Regions from separate parts of the Homo sapiens genome. Here regions 1 and 3 are each linked to region 2. The links are chromatin contacts, found by Hi-C or POLR2A ChIA-PET in ENCODE. All regions are on one chromosome and are shown on one strand. The core of a region is the stretch at or near the end of the contact, and the rest is flanking DNA. Distances in the headings are between cores, read along the strand shown. Region 1 holds the start of USP48 (ubiquitin specific peptidase 48). Region 2 holds the start of SPEN (spen family transcriptional repressor). Region 3 holds the start of CDC42 (cell division cycle 42).

Region 1 (2,911 bases), core at 229-2,728, 5.9 Mb before region 2:
TGTGCCTTTGCTCCTTGTGGTTTCTTTTTTTCTGGAATGGTGTCTTTCTTCTATCCTGGATAAGTCCAACTCACCCGTTAAAAGCGGGCTTCGGAATTACTTCTGGGAAGCCTTTTCTCAAGTACCCCGAAGCCTCCCAAGACTGGGATGGGGATCTTTGTATTTCTACCGCTCACTCCCTAACCCACTTCCAAGGGCAGGGACCACATCTTACTTTCTTCTGCCTTCAGCGAATTTTTTTGTTTTTTTTGAGACGGAGTTTTACTCTTGTTGCCCAGGCTGGAGTGCAATGGCGTTATCTCGGCTAACCACAACCTCCGCCTCCCGGGTTCAAGCGATTCTCCTGCCTCTGCCTCCCGACTAGCTGGGATTACAGGCATGCGCGACCGCGCCTTGCTAATTTTGTATTTTTAGTAGAGACGGGGTTTCTCCATTTTGGTCAGGCTGGCCTCGAACTCCTGACCTCAGGTGATCCGCCCACCTCGGCCTCCCAAAGTGCTGGGATTGGATCCTTGAGCCACGGTGCTCGGCCCAGTGAATGTTTATCTAAAGAATTCAGCCTAAGGTTTTCCAGCAGGCAAGCAGCTGAGTCAGAAGTTAGCGCTTAGATTCTGGCAGAGCTCTAATTCAAATTCAAAATTCTTAAATATCCTCACTTTAGTAGAGTTCTTTACAGTTTGCAAAACAATTCTCATAAAGCTACTCTTTATGTCCTGGGGCAGGAGTCGCAGAAAGGAAATGTTTTAAACCAGGAGCTAGAGAGGAACTAGAAAATCCTGGCATAGAGGTAACAGTCTTGAGAAGGGAGCCAACAGCAAACATGACCTTGCGCACCAGAGAAACTCCACCCTGGCACCTCGGACCCCCGCCCGCACAGTCTGCGGCGCACTGAGCACTCCCACCTCGAAGACTACAAATCCCAGCATGCCTCACAGTCAGTGGCAGGACGCAGGGCATGCCGGGACACGTAGTCCCACCCTAGCACGGGAAAAGGCCGGAAGGTCCCATGACGTCAGGAGGGCTCGGGAAAGGGGTTCGGAACCGGTCTAGGCTCAAGTTAAATCTCCCTCTAAAGAGCCAACACTGGTTTCTTTGGCGACTCGGTTTCTACTCTAAACAGGTCCCGCTCCACAGTCTGGGCGGGCCTGTGTGTGCGTTGAGTAGCCTCTAGCGTGAAAACTTCATGGTTAAAAGGGAAGTACCGGAGGCAAGAAATAGCTTTCGAGGCACTGGTTTGTTAGAGTAGTGGTACGTAGTGCGCCGCCCTGAACGGGGGCTGAGACGCTGCTTTTCCAGAAGTGCCAGTGAGGACGTGGCAAGACCGCCTCGGACGTACGCTTCCTCTACCTCAGCCCGTCGGGTTAGGGGCGCGGGAGGCGCAGAGGCTGCTGGGAACGCGCATGCGCTCAGCGCGGCGGGGAGTCCACCTTTAACGTCCGCGGGCGCGGGGTGTGTCGGGTGTCGACGGCGGCGCTTTGCGGCCGGTCGTGCGGGTCGGGCGCGGGCGGGCGCGGCGGCAGTGGCGCGCACAGGTGATTGACTGGCCAGCTGCCTGAAGGAGCGCCAGGTCCTCCTTGCTGGCAGGTGGCGAAGCCCATTGGGGCGGCGGTGCAGACCGCGGCGGCGGCTGCGGCGGTCTGGCTCGGGAGGCGTTCCTGGGGCCAAGGCCATGGCCCCGCGGCTGCAGCTGGAGAAGGCGGCCTGGCGCTGGGCGGAGACGGTGCGGCCCGAGGAGGTGTCGCAGGAGCACATCGAGACCGCTTACCGCATCTGGCTGGAGCCCTGCATTCGCGGCGTGTGCAGGTGAGGCCCGCGCACCGCGCCTCGCGGGCTCCTCGCGCCGGACCTTGGAAAGCCCGGGCGGGGTAGGGGAAAGGAAGACGGCAGCCCTTTGCGTGCATTTGGGAGGCGCGGAGCCGAGCGAGGTGGAGTTTCCCCCTTTGCGCCGTCTGCGCGACCTGGGAAACGCAGGCTTCCCGGGCTGTGCGCGGAGGTGATGCTGGCCAAAGCACTTTAGGAAGGTTTGGGTTCCCATCCAGAAGATGGCGGTGGAGATGAAGGCAGGAGCTGAGAGCTTAGCAAGCGTTGATGGTTGGGGTATCTTGGCCACAGCACGGCTCTTTCGTTTGTAAAAAGGAACTTTTTGGAAGTGAGCTTCATCACAGTGTATCTTGTTGGTGTTGACACCGAAGGCCTGATCATCTTAGTATTATTTTTGTAGAGGGCAGCTTTAGAAAAAACTGTGGTCAGCCTACGTCATCGATACCCTGCACCCCCGTTGGCCTTCCCTCACTCGTTAATCTAGTATTTTTTTTAAGCCTTTCTTTGGTCGTTCTGGTTCGACACCAGTTTACCGAGTACCAAGTTTAAGCTGTGATAGTGCTGTCCTTCACGTCTGCGCCGCCCTTGAACTTTACCTTTCCTTAACCCCCTCATATAGATTGAATCCTTAGGCTTTGCTCCCGTTTATTCCCTTTTTTCCACCTTGTAACGCGGGAACTATAGTTTTTGTTTCAGAATGTTGTTGAAATTGACTTGGCCAAGCCGGGCATGCTCAGTAGCCGTCTTTCGGCAGGCATTTAGGAAATGCTTTCTGGAGTTTTTACATTCCGCTGGGGGATCCGGAAGGAATGGAAGTCATGGTCTCTGGCTTTGGAGCTTAAAGTCTAGTATGAGAAGTGAAATAAGTTAGGGAGTTTCTATAAAGCAAACGAATAAGTCCAAGCTCTGGGCGTCTGTCTCACAAGGAGGGTAAATCTGACTTTAACAGTAAGTTCTGGAATGTTTGAAGTCTGTGTATAATAGAAATAATCAAGCTTCAGTCAGTTTCTCAACGTAATTAGTTTCCAGACTAACCAAATAATGTAAACTACTAATAGTTCTGGTGGTTTTTGAGACAGGGTCTCACTCT
Region 2 (2,700 bases), core at 13-2,512:
AAAAGGTTTGGAATGTTTTACCGTTTGATTCGGGAATTCAGGGGTGGGGGGCACCAGGGTCTTAGGGCGGCCTGGGAGTGCGACCCGAGGCTACGGGCGCCGGGGCTAGCAACCTCCTGTCAGACGCGGTCTCCTCCGCCGGGGACGAGGAAGCCCAAACGGGCGCACCAACTTATTTCACACCACTCTCCACCCAGCCCCGCAAAAACGAGAAACGTTTGCCATTCCCAGTGAGTTTCAAGGCTGCAAATCCTCCGGAGAGGTCCTAGATGGTCTCTCCGGGTCCGCGACGCGACCACAGTACCTACTGCGACTTCTGTTTTCGCACCGCCTTTCCCTTCGCACGGAACCCTCCCGAAGTCAGACATTGCCGAGCGCCCGCAGAGCAGCTTGGAGTGGCGGCGCCGGACCCGGCTGTCGGGCGGGCTCGGGTCCCGGCTGCTCCGGGCCGGGCACTGCGCGCAAGGACGCGACCCCGCCGCCCAGCGCATCTCCCACCGACTCCCGGGCTGACGCGAGGGCAGCCCCGGGGCGCCGGCTGCGTGGAGGCCGAGCCTCGGTCACCTCCCTCGTCACGGACGCGGCCGCCGGGGCCCCGCGGGCTCTTCGAAGGCGGCGCGGCTTGGCCGCCCGCACCGCCGACACCCGAGGCCCAACGCCGCGACGCGGGCCGAGCGGCTGACGAGGTCCCACAGCGCCCGTGGGTCCGGGCCGGAGTCCTCCTCACCAGCTCCGCGCTCCGGGAGGGGCCGGCAACGGGCCGGGGCGGGAAGCGGCGCCCGAGGAGCGAGCGCGGCCGCGGGCCTCGTGTCACTCACCGTTTGAAATGCTCGATGATCTTCTCTTCCCGCACGTTCTCGGGTAAGTTGCCCACCCAGAGATGCCTGGTTTCCCGGACCATGCTGGGCGGCGTGCCGGCGACCGCCGCTGCTGGCTCCCCCTCGCCGGCTTCGTACGAGACCGTCAGCGCCGGGAGGCGGGTGCCGGGGCGGCGGCGGCGGCGGCTGCGGCGGTGGCGTCGGCAGCGGCGGCGGCTCCTCCGGCTCCCCCCCGTGCAGAGACCATCCCTCTCCCCCAGGTTCTGACTCTCGGGCCTCGCAGCTCAGCTCTGCCGCCACCACACACCCGAAGCCGACCCTCGCGCTCCGGCAGCGCATGCGCCCGGGCAGGGGCGGGCGGGGGAGCGGGAGGAGGGGCGAGCGGGACACGGGCGGCAGCGACTACGACGGAGCTGGCGCTGTGGCAGCCGGACGCTTCCCACTGGCGCGCGCGGCCCGACTCCCGCCGCCGCACTGCCTCCCCCTCGCCGCGGGCGCGCGCGCGTCCTCCCGCCTGCCAAGGCGGAGAAGCTGAGTTCCTCCCAGCCGGCGCGCAGGCGCGCGGACCGGGCGACGAAGTGAGGGACTACAGGCGGGGAAGGAACGCTCGCGCGCTCGGCCCCGGTGCGCAGGCGCGCAGCTGCTAGTGGAGTCCCGCTGCTTGGCGGGCTCTCGGTCGGGTTCCCGCGCCGGGCAAGGGGCGGCTGAGGAAGCAGGAGCGGTCTTTAGCCCCTCCAGCGGCAACCCCAGGCCCCGGCCTGGTGGAAGATATGAAGAGAAATGCAATTGGTTTCCACAGGGCTACGGGTCAAAGCGGCTGCCAAGGCCTGTCCCCTAGAAGTCAGGACCCCTTCGTCCTCCGCTCACCTGGCGGCCAGCTCCTGGCGTTTCCGGACACTTAGATTCCTGCCTGCTTGGGAAAGCGATCAGAAAAAGGTTGCCCTTCTCACCGCTCTGCTGAACAGCGACGGCTTCAGAAACGCATCCCATCCAAGAGTCACTGGCTTGTAACATGAAGCAACTTTTTTTTTTTTAATACGGGGTCTCGCTCTGTTGCCCAGGCTGCTGGAGTGCAGTGGCACGGTCTCGGCTCACTGCAATCTCCGCCTCCCAGACTCAAGCGATTCTCCTGCCTCAGCCTCCCAAGTAGCTGGGATTACAAGCACCCGCAACCACACCTGGCTAATTTTTGTATTTTTATTAGAGACAGGGTTTCACCATGTAGGCCAGGCTGGTCTTGAACTCCTGACCTCAGGTGATCCGCCCGCCTCGGCCTCCTAAAGTACTGGGAGTACAGGCGGGAGTCACTGCACCTGGCCTAAGCAACTTTTTTATATAGAATCTTGCGAAACCGTTTGCAAGATACCCTTGCTGATCGCTGTGGTATAGAAGGAATAAAACGGAAATGAGACAGGAATCCAATATTGTTCCCCTCAGACCATAATTTAATATTTAAACAGAGAAAGGAATTAGACCTCTGGCCTTTCCAGGCCTAAGAGCTTTTGAAACCTACAGTTGAACTTTCTTTTTTTTTTTTTTTCCTTTGAGACGGAGTTTTGCTTTTGTTGCCCAGGCTGGAGTGCAATGGTGTGTTCTCGGCTTACTGCAACCTCTGTCTCCTGGGTTCAAGCGATTCTCCTGCTTCAGCCTCCTGAGTAGCTGGGATTACAGGCATGCGCCACCATGCCCGGCTAATTTTTGTATTTTTAGTAGAGACAGTTTCTCTGTGTTGGTCAAGCTGGCCTCGAACTCACAACCTCAGGTAATCCACCCGCCTCAAGCCTCCCAAAGTGCTGGGATTACAGGCTTGAGCCACCACGCCCAGCCTCTTTTTTTTTTTTTTTCCTGAGACCAAGTTTCACTCTTGTTAGCCAAGCTGGGG
Region 3 (2,776 bases), core at 228-2,727, 6.2 Mb before region 2:
AAAATTATGAAAATATTAAGTTTTTTGCTTAAAGATCGAAGTCTCGTTTTTAATAACAAAACTAAAATGTCTAGCATAGATCAGGCATAAACTGATCCTCTTTTCAACACAACTTCACCACAAAAAGTGCACTTGAATCAACCTAGGGAGATTCCCAGCATGCAGTAAGTCATAAAGGAGAATAAACAGTCTGGGAAAGTCATTTTGGACCGAAAAGTGTTCCCACAAATAAACCCACCTCATTCTAGTATAGTCAAAGGGACCTCTATTTAAAGTTAATGCCACGCAAGGGGCCGTGGACGGTGTTGTCTTACACTTTATTCCCTGACACAAACTAATCCTGGGATTTTAAACCTTCCTAGCTTTTAGGTGCACTGAAGGCGGTCATGAACACAAGTAACAAGCTTTCAAAACATCATCTGTGAATACGACGTGTTGGGAAGCAGGCAGGATAAGCCACTGGGTGACCGACTAAGGCTGCAAAATGCTGTTTGAATTTAAGTCCCTGACTTGTAGGAGTTAAGTCTCACTCCTTATACCGCGATGACGTAATCTTCCACACTACATTTATCTTGGACTTAAAGGGGAGGAAAAACAAACGAACAAAGAAAATTCCCCCCCGATAAGAGGAATTAACCAAGCAGCAGAACGACGGCTTCGGGAGGTAGTTAGGTAACTCCCCGAAAGGGAAGCTTCAGCTAAACCGGCAGGGAGCGGGCTGGAGGAGCGGATGGAAATGCTAGGAACTCGACCTCCGAAAGGAAGAGCAGCCTGGAGGCCGTGGCTCGGGGCCACCCCGCCCAGAGGACGCGGCCGGCGCGGAGGGGAGCTCGGACAGGCACCGCCGCGAGCAGCCAGCGAGCTGCCCTCCTGCCACCGCCCCGCCGCGGCCGCAACGCCACTCCCCTCCCCCGCCCCCCCACCCCCGCCGCAAAATGTCCGCGGCGGCGCCCGGCGAAGCAGGAAGTCCAGGCCGGAGCGCAGGGCACGGAACGCAGCCTGCCAGCACGGAAGACCGGCGCCCGGCCCGGCCCAAGCGCCCGCGAGTCGCTCTGAGGCCCCCGGCCGCCCTTAGGAGCCCGCCGGGCCGGGCTGGGGGGAGGGGAGCCCGGGCGCCCAGGATGGGTGTGACCCCCTTCCTTCCGCCGCTGCCGGTGACAGCCCGGTCCCGCTCGCGCCCCGAGCCCCGGCCGCGCGCCCCTCCTCAGACGGGCGCCCCCTGCCTCCCCGGCCGCGACCCCCGCCCCGGCTCCCCCACAGAACGCGGACCCGCGCCCGCCCGGAGGACGCAGCGCGAGCCGGGCACTCCCCCACAACCCGTGCTCCCGGGCCCCCCACGATCCCGCAGACGGGGTGTCCCCGAGGACTGGGAGAGGACGGAGACGGCGGGGATGGGAAGGTAGGGTGGCAGCTCCCGCGGGGAACCTCGGGCCCCGCACTCACCTCAGCTTCTCCACCGGGGCGTTGGCAGCACTGCGCGGGGTCTCCTCGGCTGCCGGACAGGGGCACGCACCTGACGTCAGCGCGCAGGAGACGCACAGTTGGGTGCCCGCGGAAGTGGGAGGAACAGGGAAGGGGAAGAGGCTGGGGCGGGTCAAGGCGGTGCCTGGACTGCCCTGGCTCCGCCCGCCTGTCGCGCACGCGCGGGCCGGCGCAGCTCGTGAGTTCGGGGCTATGCTCTGCATGTTTTCCTAATGGTTGTATTTGTAATAATACTGTGAACGATAGTATGCAAAGCGCTTCCTCTACCAGTTCTTTTTTGTTTGTTTTTTCTGAGACAGTCTTGATCTGTTGCCCAGACTGGAGTGCAGCGCGCGATCTCAGCTCACTGCAACCTCCACCCCTTGGGTTCAAGCGATCCTCCTGCCTCTGCCTCCCGAGTAGCTGGGATCACTGGCACCTGCCACCACGCCAGGCTAATGTTTGTATTTTTAGCAGACACGGGGTTTCACCATTTTGCCCAGGCTGGTCTCGAACCCGTGACCTCAAGTAAGTGATCCACCTGCCTCGACCTCCCAAAGTGCTGGGATTACGGGCGTGAACCACCGCGCCCGGCCCACTACCAGTTCTTTTGATCCTTGCAAGCTTGTGAAGCAAGGTATTGTCCCATTTTGCAGAGAAGACGGAAGCTTCTCTGAAAGGGCTGGTGACTTGCCCCAGATCACAGGGGTGGATGGTCTCTCACTCCCCGGGCCTGTATTCAGTCCGCCGTGATGTGAGAACTGAGTATCACTCTTCTTATCTCTACCTACACCCAGTGTCCCTCGCTGTAGCCACATGGGTCTTTTTTAGAGTTACAACCTTCCCCCAACCACAGGCCTTGTGTTTTTGTTGTTGTTGTTGTTGTTGTTGTTGTTGTTTTTTCTTTGAGACGTTCTTGCTCTGTCACCCAGGCAGGAGTGCAGTGGCACGATCTCAGCTCACTGCAATCTCGACGTCCCGGCGATTCTCCCACCTCAGCCTCCCAAGTAGCTGGGACCACAGGCGCATGCCACCATGCCTGGCTAATTTTTGTATTTTTTTGTAGACACAGGGTTTTGCTGGATTGCCCAGGCTGGTCTCGAACTCCTGGACACAAGCTATCAGCCTGCCTCAGCCTCCCAAACTGCTGGGATTACAAGGTGTGAGACATTACGTCTGGCCAAGGCCTTGAATTTCTTTGCTCTGCCTCCCTCCTCTTCCCCCAAATTTATATCACTGCATTCTTCAATCATCCTATCTTCGCAGTATCTATTATTTGTCTTCTCTGCTAGTATGAAAGCTTCAGGAAAATAGA

What was found. A loop is a pair of places that touch in the nucleus more often than their neighbours do. ChIA-PET counts read pairs that join two places held with the same protein, here RNA polymerase II (POLR2A). Pooled maps may share reads with other maps.
Region 1: a loop to region 2 is called in a pooled map, with 8 times the contacts of the local background. The contact joins the promoter of USP48 here to the promoter of SPEN in region 2. A Hi-C loop is called at or near these places in 6 of 50 pooled maps. POLR2A ChIA-PET finds 5 or more read pairs at or near these places in 2 of 52 experiments (activated CD4-positive, alpha-beta T cell and endothelial cell of umbilical vein).
Region 3: a pooled map shows a loop between it and region 2 (7-fold over the local background). The contact joins the promoter of CDC42 here to the promoter of SPEN in region 2. A Hi-C loop is called at or near these places in 3 of 50 pooled maps. POLR2A ChIA-PET finds 5 or more read pairs at or near these places in 3 of 52 experiments (HepG2, PC-3 and activated naive CD4-positive, alpha-beta T cell).

What each region holds. Positions count from the first base shown.
Region 1 is chr1:21,781,716-21,784,626 of GRCh38, reverse strand. It overlaps USP48 (ubiquitin specific peptidase 48), which reads left to right and starts at 1,478. Exons shown (of 27, transcript NM_032236.8): 1 at 1,478-1,803. The coding sequence starts at 1,670. RefSeq lists enhancers at 1,095-1,144, 890-1,660, 2,085-2,184, 1,661-2,432, 2,745-2,794 and a silencer at 1,355-1,714.
Region 2 is chr1:15,846,269-15,848,968 of GRCh38, reverse strand. SPEN (spen family transcriptional repressor) reads right to left here and starts at 1,262. Exons shown (of 15, transcript NM_015001.3): 1 at 819-1,262. The coding sequence starts at 901. SPEN-AS1 (SPEN antisense RNA 1) reads left to right here and starts at 822. Exons shown (of 2, transcript NR_024279.1): 1 at 822-861. RefSeq lists silencers at 356-775, 956-1,525 and enhancers at 1,108-1,619, 1,620-2,132.
Region 3 is chr1:22,051,410-22,054,185 of GRCh38, reverse strand. CDC42 (cell division cycle 42) reads right to left here and starts at 1,477. Exons shown (of 6, transcript NM_001791.4): 1 at 1,444-1,477. RefSeq lists enhancers at 1-488, 489-1,056 and silencers at 769-948, 959-1,178, 1,239-1,388.